Linked DNA regions of Homo sapiens: region 1 is linked to region 2. The links are chromatin contacts, found by Hi-C in ENCODE. All regions are on one chromosome and are shown on one strand. The core of a region is the stretch at or near the end of the contact, and the rest is flanking DNA. Distances in the headings are between cores, read along the strand shown. Region 1 holds the start of CD63 (CD63 molecule). Region 2 holds the start of HDAC7 (histone deacetylase 7).

Region 1 (5,524 bases), core at 3,025-5,524, 7.9 Mb before region 2:
GCACAGTACTCCCCTGGGGGCTGCACTCAGTGCTGGTGCTGGGGCATATAACCTACTCTCTGGAGAGCCCTGCGGGATGGTCTATGAGCTTTTCTGCCAGCAGGACCTGCAAACGCGCAGGTGCAGCCCCTCCTTCACCCTGCGATCTGAGAGATGCCATCAAGCACCGTGCCTCTATCCTTATCCAAAGCTGAGGCCTCTGGACTTAAATTTCAGGCCCCCATTTCAGACCCAACCTCTGGACCTTGAATTTTATCCACCACTCTCCTTACCCTCCCAGTGGGGGGATGGCTTTGATGATGCATCCTTGTTTCCTTCTTCCCTCCCATCCCTATCTCTTCCTCTTCCCTCTCCCCACTCCTCTCTTACACCTATTTTTCAAAAATTAAAGAAAATGTTTTTTAAACTGAAGCCCAAGAAGCATTGATCCTTCATGTATTTTTGCCTCCTCTTCCCCCATCCTTCCCCATGCCTCCCACCCTCCTCTATGTCTCTCACTTTCCGGTTTTTCCTCACCCCTCTCCCAACTCTCCTCAACTGTTCTTTTCCCTTGATTCTGGATCCCTTCTTTCTTCCTCACCTTCCTCATATCCCCTCACCCTCCTCATATCCCCTCACCCTTTCCTGTGCTTAGATGCAGGCTACAAGCTGCTGTGCATGGCACTGGGTCTGGCTGATGCCTACATGCTCTCAGAAGGCTGCAGGTTTGCTTGAGACATCTGTGGCCCCCATGCTGTGTCGCTGGGCCTAGGTGGAGGCGTGGTGAAGCTGGAGGGAAAGCTGGCTTTGCTTGGTGTGGAGGGACAAGGGTCCCCGCCTCAGCACACCTACCACCAACTGGTGCCAGGCAACCAAGAGGCAGCAGCCTGGGCCAGCCAGGACGGCTTGGTGGCATATCTGGATGTCAGGCACTTGGAACAGGTGCTGGGGGATCTGAAGGATGTGAAGGGCCAGGTCTGAGATCAGCCACTTCCCACTAAGAGGCCCCTCTATCCTGCACCCCAGCAAACACATGGAGCTCTGTGTCAACTTTCCAGGCTGTAGAAGTGGGCCATTCTTTGTGTGTATGTGTGTAGTAAAATATATATAACATAAAATTCAGGGACATTGAGTACATACACATTGTGCAACCATCAGCACCATCCATCTCCACAACATTTTCATCTTTCTTTCTTTTTCTTTGAGACAGAGTCTCGCTCTGTTGCCCAGGCTGGAGTGCAATGGCACAATATCGGCTCTACTAAAAATACAAAATTATCCAGGCATGGTGGCGCATGCCTGTAATCCCGGCTACTCAGGAGGCTGAGGCAGGAGAATCTCTTGAACCTGGGAGGCAGAGGTTGTGGTGAGTTGTGCCACTGCACTCCAGCCTGGGCAACAAGAGCAAAACTCCATCTCAAAAACAAAAACAAAAACAAAAAACCTAGATGTTTATGGTTAAGGAAACAAATTAATAATAATAAAAAAGATAATATCGATTCTTACAAAATACAGTAATTAAGAAAATTAATCCTTTATCACAAACTTTTGTAGCAGAGCACATCTCTCCATATATACAAGCATTATACCGAGGGTGAATGTGTTCCTCCTCTTACTTTTTTTTTTTGAGACAGAGTTTTGCCGGGCACAGTGGCTCACGCCTGTAATCCCAGCACTTTGGAAGGCTGAGGGGGCGGATCACGAGGTCAATAGATGGAGACCATCCTGGCCAATATGGTGAAACCCCATCTCTACTAAAAACACAAAAATTAGCTGGGCGTAGTGGTGCGTGCCTGTAGTCCCAGCTACTTGGGAGGCTGAGGCAGGAGAATCACTTGAACACGGGAGGCGGAGGTTGCAGTGAGCCAAGATGGCACCACTGCACTCCACCCTGGTGACAGAGCGAGACTCCGTCTCAAAAAAAAAAAAAAAAAAAAGAGAGACGGAGTTTCACTCTTGTTGCCCAGGATGGCATGCAGCAACACGATCTCTGCTCACTGCAACCTCTGCCTCCTGGGTTCAAGTGATTCTCCTGCCTCAGCCTCCTGAGTAGCTGGGACTACAGGCACACATCATTGTGCCCAGCTACTTTTTGTATTTTTAGTAGAGACGGGGTTTCACCGTGTTGGCCAGGCTGGTCTCGAACTCCTGACCTCAGGTGATCCACCTGCCTAGGCCTCCCAAAATGCTGGGATTACAGGTGTGGTGAGCCACTGCGCCTAGCCCCTCCTCTTACTTTGGGGAACATCCTACTCTGTCTATGGAGCAGCTGTTGTTTCACCACTTTACTTTCTTAATAAACTTGCTTATACTTTGCACTGCGACTCGCCCTGAATCTTTCTTGCATGAGATCCAAGAACCCTCTCTTGTGGTCTGGATTGGGACCCCTTTCCTGTAACAAATGCATTGGCTGATAGGAGAATAAAGAAAAAAAAAGAGGAAAAACTAGAGTAACTTCTCTACATAATCATATTATATGACCGTTTTGTTAACCATGATAACAGTTAACAAAATAATTTTCTTATGTCTAATTCTCAGTCCATGTCTGTATGTCCCAAAATGTCTTTCACAGCTGGTTTGTTCAACCATTCAATGAAGGACCAAACATTGCAGTTGGTTGTTATGTATCTAGTCTCTCAATCTTGATCTTCAGACCACCTTCAGCCCATCTCACCACATCCGTCCCAAGCCCTTTGAGCCAGCCAACCCCAACCTGCCATGTACTTTACAAAATGCTCCTTTTTTTTCCACAGTCGACTGCTTCTCTGTCCCTGGAGCTCTCCCCTTTATTCTCCAAGGTCACCTTGAGCACATCCTTCTGCTCCGTGAAATCCATTCTCCTCTCCCTTTCCCTCCCTCTGAGCTTAACCAGCTGCCACCGCAGGCTTCTGCCTTTCTTCACAGTGTGGCCAGAACTCGGTTCTGCCTGCTAGCAGAGGGCAGGGCCGCTGTCTTCCTCTCCTTGCAGCCCCCAAGCCTAGCACATGCCTGGCATCTAGTGGCAGCACAATAAGGAACCTGATGAATACTCCTTTCTTCTGCTCTCCGCTCCTCCTCCACAGCCTGCCAGCCATGGTCAGGAAGAGCAAGATCCGGAATGGGCTTGGTGTGTCCCGCGGGAAGGCCGTGATCCTGGAAGATGCTTCTCAGCCCAGCCCGGATCTCCTTCCTTTAGCTCTAGAGACTTCTTTCATTCTTTGTGTACACACATACACTAAGACTCAGGAAGTGGTTCTTGAGGCAGGACCTTAAGAGCCCAAGGAGTGGGGCCGAGGCTGGAGGTGTGGGGGTGTGACGGCCGGTCCTACTCTCCGGCCTGTTCAGATCAGCTCCTTCTGGGGACCACCCCTGGCACACAAGGGAGGGAGGCAGCTTGATCCCCCTAGCCCGCTTCCAGCCCTCACCTGGCTTTGTCTTCTGGGATAAGACGGGGAAATCCAGAGGATGTAAGCCTCTCCTGCCTTCGTGTCTTCCCCCAAGCCCTCGCTATCACAGACGGATGCAGGAGCTGTCTGGGAGGCTGGAAGCACAGACCTTGTCAATCCTCCCCCAGAGGGCGGGACCCGACGCGGACGTGTCTTGATTGACTGGGTAGCGTGGCTTCGGGGAAGGGCTTCCTCCCCTTTTCTCAGACTAGGATCCCTGGAAAATGGAGAAGCTGTGCTAATAGAGGGGGGCCAGAAATCCCCACTCTAGAATGCTGTAGAATGTTGGGAGACACCCAGGATGTGAGCCAGGGACTTTCTGGAAGTGTTTGTTCTGGCCCCACCCGACCCCAGGCAGTCCCCAGCTGTCTGCACAGTCGGATGGGGAGGGGGCTTGCACAGAGTTGGAGCCAGAGGAGAGAGCTGGCTCATCCCCTACGGTAGGATGGGGAAACCTCACAGACCACATTGTCACCCGGCCTCAGCTCTCCGCCCCGGCGCTCAGAGGGTAACTCTCACCCACCTCGTCCGCTTCTCTGAACCAGAGTGACCCAGGCTGCGCTCCGCCCCGCTCTCCTACCCCGAGTTGGCACGGAGGTATAGCGCCAGAGGGGGGCCCCAGGCGCCCCGAGGTCTTGCCCTTGCGGCTTTCCCTTTGCGGGGGTGGGCGCCTTCTTCCGGGTAGGGGCCACGTGGCCCTGGCCGGGCGGGGGGCTCGGCCCACCCCGCGCCGGGCCCAGTGACTCAGGCCGCAGCTGTTACCGCGTCACATGAGGGAGGCCGGCGGCCACTCGGCGGGGGAGGGGACCGTGGCTGGAGCCCGGGGCGGGGCCGCGCGGCAGGCGGGGCGGGAGCCGGGGGGCGCAGCTAGAGAGCCCCGGAGCCGCGGCGGGAGAGGAACGCGCAGCCAGCCTTGGGAAGCCCAGGTGAGGCCGCGGGGACCCGGCGGACTTCGGCGCGGGCTGGGAGAGACCACCCGCAGTCCCTTCCTCCAGGGCTCGCCCCAGGCCCGCGGAGACTCGTCCGGCGCTCTCCAGCCGCCCTGGAGCAACTTTGCTTCGAAGTTCCCTGGGCCCGGGCAGGGTGTGGCGGGGGTGCTGGCTGCACTTTTTTTTTTTTTGGTGGGCGGGGAGGTCAGAGCCCAGGGGAAAGGGGCTGGGGCGGGGGTCGGGGTTGGGCTGAAGACCGTTTCTCCAGGCTGGGTGTTGGGTGGGGAAAGGGTGTTTGACGCCCGGAGACTGGCGGGCCGAGGGTCGGCGTCAGGCTCAAGCCCCTGCCGGCGCCCTTGGATCTGTCCTGGGCCCCAGAGGCGGCGGGGCGGGGTCCGGGCTTCGCGGCCGTCGCCCCCACCCCTCTCCTGCGGGTAAAGAGGGGGCTGGGAGACGTGGATCCGACCGCGGGTTTCCGGGTGGGAGGGGCCGGGAATCGGGGCCGTGAAGGGAAGCCCTCGAGGGCCGGCCGGGAGCCCGGAAACCGAGGTCCCCCTTCGGCCAGTTTTAATCCCCCCGCCCTCCCCTCTGCCCCAGGCCCGGCAGCCATGGCGGTGGAAGGAGGAATGAAATGTGTGAAGTTCTTGCTCTACGTCCTCCTGCTGGCCTTTTGCGTGAGTGGCGAGGGGTCCTGGGGGGCGCGCCGGCAGGGTGCGGGGAGACCTGGCTCCACAGTGGTGAGGGCTGAGGGAATGAGAATTAAGGCAGCTGGAGACCAGATGTGGAAAGAAAGCCAGGGAAAGACAGCGCAGCCACTCCCTCCTCCAGTTTTCCTGGACACCTGAGGCTTGTTTCCACCGAGAATGGCCATCCTGGGTGTGCAGCAACCCCTACCCCCATCCCTCCTGGCCCTTCCTGTCTGGTGACCCAACCACTTGTGATATGGGGCAGTGGGGCAACCAGCCAACCGCCTGATGCTATCGCCATGGGGCTTCCCTTCGCTCTCCCTTCTCCCCTCTCTCCCTCCCCAACCCTCTCATCCCTGTCCAGCCCCTCTCCCCCTTTCCCTCCTCCCAGCGCTTGGGGGTGAGGAAGGGCTCTGCCCACTTCAATTTGCTCCTGCCCTGGGCTCCTGGCTTGAGAGGCTACTGTTTGTCTAGGGAGGGACACATCACTCTTGCTCCCTTTTCC
Region 2 (5,167 bases), core at 1,701-4,200:
AGGAAGCCAAGGCACGTCTTTTGGGGCCAGTCTCTTCTGCTAGGTGTTCAGCTGAGAAAGCTATGAGAGGCCTGGACTCAAGAGCTTTTTAAAAAAAGGCTCCCCACGGTAACCAGGCTAGAAGAGAGAGAGGTAGCTTGCATTTCTCTGTCTCATGTCTCTAAGGTTCTTGGAGGCTTTCTAATTTATCCTGGTAGGGGACATGTGACTTAGAAACTGGCTTAGGACTCTGCCATGAGGCGGGGTCTGGTAAGTAAATCTGGCAGGGGAAGGAGAGACACAGTCCAGCTTTCCCAGATGCAGGTTGCACATGCTGTCTTTTTCTCTGACTATATGTTGGAGGCAGTGAGTCCTGGTGTGTAGAAAGCCACATGTTGGGCACTGTGTGGACAGACAGGCAGGGAGATAGCCTCTTAATTCAGATCACTCAAAACTCAGTGATGAGTTTAAAAAGAGAAAGAAGACTCACAAATAAATGTATGCACAATGCACATGGTAGAAATGAGCATAAAAGGGCCTGGCTTTACTACAGAAATAGCTACAGAAAAGCTACGGATATGTGTGTGTTGGGGGTTGGGATCAATTGTGGAGCTAGACAAGGGAGATAGCAGGCATGTCGCTGGGGGTCTGCAGTAACCAAGCAGTTTTTCTGGAGTCTGTGGACACCAAAGAGGCATTTGGAAGGAGGATGATCTGGCTTGGAATTGAGGGCTGGGGATGACATACCTAAGGTGGAACAGCATGTGTCTTGGAGAGTCAGCATGGGTAGTTATGGGGTGAAAGAATGTACTGTAGGTGTCCAGCTGGAGAAGGGTTCTTGAAAGTCATGAACATCTGTCCCAATTCAACAAATAACTCACATCAAGTTTGAATTCTGTGCAAGACACTACAAGAAATGCACCCATGACCAAGGCAGTAGCTGGACTCAGGGATATCCACTCTTGAATGCTCTTGGAAGGAAGAGAGTTGAGACAAGTAGACTAGGTGGGCGAAGGTCAATGTATAAAGACCACACAGTTCAGGGAAGAATTCCTCTTGGCTATGGGAATCCGGGAAAGCCTCCCGGAGAAAGTGGTATGCCACTTTCTTTTTCTTCCAGTCCTTCCTTCCTTCCTTCCTTCCTTCCCTCCCTCCCTCCCTCCCACTAGATAGGGAGTGGGTCTTGAGGATTGGAAAGATTTCAACAGAAGGAGAAAGGGGCTGGGAGGACATTTCTTTTGGAGGCAGCATGATGAGCGAAGGCAAGGGAGTGTGGAAGCGTGAGGACAGGATGGGAAGCAGCTAGCAGCCCAGTCTGGCAGAAATAATGATAGTAATAATAGTGACTAACACTACTGAGCCCTAAGTACCAGGAGGCACTGGGCAGGGATGTGTATGGAGTGTGGTGCCAGGTTGTAGGAGGACTTGAATGCCAGGAAAGGCTTTTGGGAGGGTAAGTTAACAAGCGCAGAGGGGTTGGATCTGCCTGCCGAAGGAGAACTGGGACAAGGAAAGGGGCTGAAGTAAGAAGTCCCACGCTGAATATGCCGGTAGCAACAGATAGTGAGTCCCGAGCTGTGCCTGAGGGAAGGGAATAGAATCTATGGTTTGAAGTTCACCGCCAGCATGGCCAAGCCCTCCTAGGCCACTGTGGGCTCTTGCTTCCAATCAGACATGACTCCACCTCTGGGGCTGCCTCAATTTTTCCTTCTCTGGATTCTTGGGGTTTCTTAGGATTGCGGGAGATAGAATGGGGTCAGGGGAAGCTGCTCCTTGGTTTACAATGGTGGCGCCTCACGCTGCAGAGAGCCCAGTGTTCCTGCGTGGTGGACCTCTCCCCTTCCTAGGAGCAGCTCCAGATTGCTGGAGGCAGACACGGCTGACCGGCTAGCCCAGGAAGCACAATGGCGAGGTCCTTAGCCCCTGACCCCTGAATCTGACCTTCTCTCCAGCTAAAAGCGGAGGGAGAGGCAGGGAGGGCCACTGCCTAAAGCCGGCCCTGAGCTGAGTTTATTAGCTGAGGGAGGGCTGGAGGCGGCTGCATTCCGACTCACAGACTGGAACATTTCTGTGATCCGCTGTAATGCACTGGGGGACACTGGGCACATTGCTGAAGTTTGACTCATAGGGACCGGGAGGGGGAAAGAGGGGGGTTGTGGAGGGAGAGGAATGGGAGGAAGAGAGGAAGAGGAGAGGAGGGAAGGAAGTCCCTTGAGAAATTTCTTTAAAAAAAGAAAACTTTCAAAATCTGCACCACCCCCACACCCTTTTTCTTTTAATAGGAACAGGCTGGACCCTTCCGTTCCCCTCAGCAGGCATGGTGTGTGTGTGGGGGTGCCAGTGGGGGAGGGCTGGGCAGTGATTCAAATCAGATCCTGGAACTTTCCTGAGGCAAGTCGTGCTTATGTGTGTGTGTGTGTGGTGGGGGGTGTCCGTCTGGGATTCCTTGTATGGGACATGGGACACCACGCGTGTCCCACTGTGCCCGCGTGTGGCTGCGTGCTTGTGGGCTGTACGGGTATGTAGTGTGTGCACGGGGGTCCACCCCGAAGCCCCAGTGTGTGCTGTGTAAATGATTCTGCCCCTTGTAAACATGGATGCGTGCTCGTGTACGTTGTGTATGCGAGGGTGCGTGCGCCCAGGTAGCTGGGTTTCCGGGAATTGTGCACGGCTCGGAGCGCCTCGCGGCGGCTGGGGCTCGGAGCCGCGGCCGGCGTTCCGGGTTCGGCGCTGCCTCCCCGGCAGTGCGCCGCGCCCCGCCGCGATCTGGCCGCGCGCGGTGTCTGCGGCCCGCCTGTGCGCCGCGCGGTGCAGTGTCTGCCGGGGTGGTGTGTCCCAGGGCCGCGAGCGCCTGCCCCCTCCCTCCCCTCCCCCTTGGCCCGCTCTCAGACTCAGATAAAGCATTTCCTTCCATTGTCATCCTACCCGGCCGGCCGGGCTGCCAGGGCCCTCCCCCTCCCGGCCCCCTCCCTTCCTCTCGCCGTCTCACAGTCGCTCTGCAGCCTCCGGCGACTGGGGGGATGTGAGGCCGGCGCCCCAGCCCCCCGCCCCGCCATGAGCCCCCCGCTCTGAGGGCCCCGGCCCCTGGATGCACAGCCCCGGCGCTGGTGAGTACTGGGCGGCCGCCCCCCGCCCCGCCCTGCGCGCGGCACCCAGCGTCGCCCGCCCAGGCTCGGCCTCCGGCCCTGGCCCCGGCTCCGGCTCCGGCTCCGGCTCGGGCTCCCGCCAGCCCCGCGGGCCCAGCCCGGCTTGCGCCCCCCGACCGCGCCTGTCCCGCCCGGCTCCGCGGGGCTCTGGCAGGCTCCGGGTCGGAGCTGGTTCCGGGGGCCGGAGGGCTCGGGCCTCCCGCGGGGCGCCCACATCCGCCCGCCCCGGGGCAGCTACAGGCCCAAGGGAGGGAGTTGGAGGCCCCGGCCGCCGGTGTGCGGGCCCCACGTCCCATCACCCCTGTTCCCGGGGAGGACGAGCCGAGGGACCGGGGAGGGAGGGACGGCCGCGGTGGCCCGGCGAGGGGGCGGTGCTCCGGGGCGGAAGGTTTGGAAGCGCGAGGGCAAAGGGCAGGACCCACTGAGTTGGGGCTGGGCTTTGTGGGGCTGGACATCAGCGCCCCCATCCCGTGGAGCCGGGCAGGGCCCTACTCAGATCCTTCGGCGGGGAAAGAGGTCCCTTGGAGGGGTCTCTGGCTGGGAGGTTTCTCTGAGCATTGCCCCCCATCCTTGCTCACCCATCAGGGTGAAGAGACACCTGTGCCCTGGTGAGCTGTGGAGGTCAATGCCGGCAGCGGCGCGGGAAGCGGGGCGCCGCAGGCTGTGTGAGGGGTGGGGGACAGGATGTGCACCCCCCAGGCCTGGGGTCTGTTGGTGTTGGGGAGTGTGAGAGCAGGCGGCAAATTTGGCGGATGGGCTGGGTTCCCACGACCAGAGTTTCTAGGCCTGTGGGCCAGGAGAGAGCCCTCTGGGGCCCGCAGGCCACCCAGTGCCCCACCCCCATTGCTTCCCGCTGTGGCTGCCCGTTTGGGTCTGACCTCCCCAGCCACGGCTGCTCCTCACTCCTTCTCCCCGCTGGCTGTCTTGCGCACCCAAAGGCCTCCCCCTGCATCTGGACACTGGCTGTCTCGCTGCCAACGCTCCCTGCCCACTCCCCTAGGCAACATCTGCCTGAGGCCCAGCTCTGCCTGCCGCTTTCTAGGGTGAGAATGGGGCATCGGCCCTCAGCGGCCCTGCTGGGAGCTCAAGATCAACTTCTCAGCCTGTTCCCTGGACTTGCATCTGGACCTGTGGGACCTTCCTCAGGACCCCTATTCAGCTATAGGGCTGGCAGGAGACTGTGACTCAGGTCCCTGCCCTCCAATGAGACGCTTTGGCGGCCCTTTCCCCCTCCCAGGACTCCATAGGCTGCTAGGCTGCCGCTACCCATGGGTTATTAAGTCATTTTCTTCTTCTCTGCAGTCATTTCTGAGGGAAACTAAGGCACAGAGTAGTCCCAGTGAGTGGTACCCAGCCCAGTGAACCTAGACTGGAACCAGGTCTTGGACCTATTGGGACTGGTCCTCTGCCTTTAGTCCCCTGATGTCCCTCCTTGCCCAGCAGGGCCAGGCTCAGAGGCAAGCTCAGAGCTGCCTCCTGATGTTGCACCTGGAATGGTCCTGGTGCAGTGTTCTCCAGAGGCCTCTGTGTCCCTTATTCGGCGGGTGTCTCTGTGGCCACCGGGTCTTACAGTGGGTTTTGGGGCAGGGAAGTTTGCATGTCTAAGCTGTTCACTCCACTTTGACACTGAAGTTCAGTTTCCCCATCAGTAAAATGGGGAGAAAATTCCAAGCACACTTCTCAGAGCAGAGCAGAAGAGGTTGACTATGGAGAGGAGAATGAAGGTACTGTGCTATTATCCACCCCCTCCAGTTTGCTTAGGGATAATGGACCTCAGCTTTAGTCCTTGGTGGCCTCTTGGCATGGAAGCTGGAACTTTCTCAATTCTGATATAAAACCCTTGAGCAAGAGAGAAACTCATGTGTGATGGGGTAGGGAGTGGGGACCCTCTGGTAGCTGTGGGCAAGCATGCCCAAGGACTTGGAAGACAGAAGCCTGTGGAACCCCATCTCCTCTTTGCCTTCTTTCTCCTGGCCTTTCATTAAGGGCTGGTAATTTTGAAGTCGGCAGGGGCCTGAGAGAAGGTGAGCTAATGCAAGGCC

Evidence for each region. Hi-C counts contacts between places; a loop is a spot of excess contacts on that map. Pooled maps may share reads with other maps.
Region 1: a loop to region 2 is called in a map of ascending aorta, with 4 times the contacts of the local background. The contact joins the promoter of CD63 here to the promoter of HDAC7 in region 2. A Hi-C loop is called at or near these places in 2 of 168 maps with a recorded cell type or tissue (ascending aorta and esophagus muscularis mucosa) and 6 of 50 pooled maps.

Annotation. Positions count from the first base shown.
Region 1 is chr12:55,727,759-55,733,282 of GRCh38, reverse strand. It overlaps CD63 (CD63 molecule), which reads left to right and starts at 4,274. Exons shown (of 8, transcript NM_001780.6): 1 at 4,274-4,330; 2 at 4,931-5,007. The coding sequence starts at 4,942. CD63-AS1 (CD63 antisense RNA 1) reads right to left here and starts at 4,189. Exons shown (of 2, transcript NR_183514.1): 1 at 3,928-4,189; 2 at 2,431-3,621. RefSeq lists silencers at 3,928-4,307, 4,578-4,877 and an enhancer at 3,842-4,448.
Region 2 is chr12:47,817,686-47,822,852 of GRCh38, reverse strand. HDAC7 (histone deacetylase 7) reads left to right here and starts at 2,950. Exons shown (of 26, transcript NM_015401.5): 1 at 2,950-3,086. The coding sequence starts at 3,068. RefSeq lists enhancers at 1,188-2,109, 3,448-4,021, 4,739-5,167 and silencers at 2,660-2,999, 3,140-3,219, 3,230-3,539.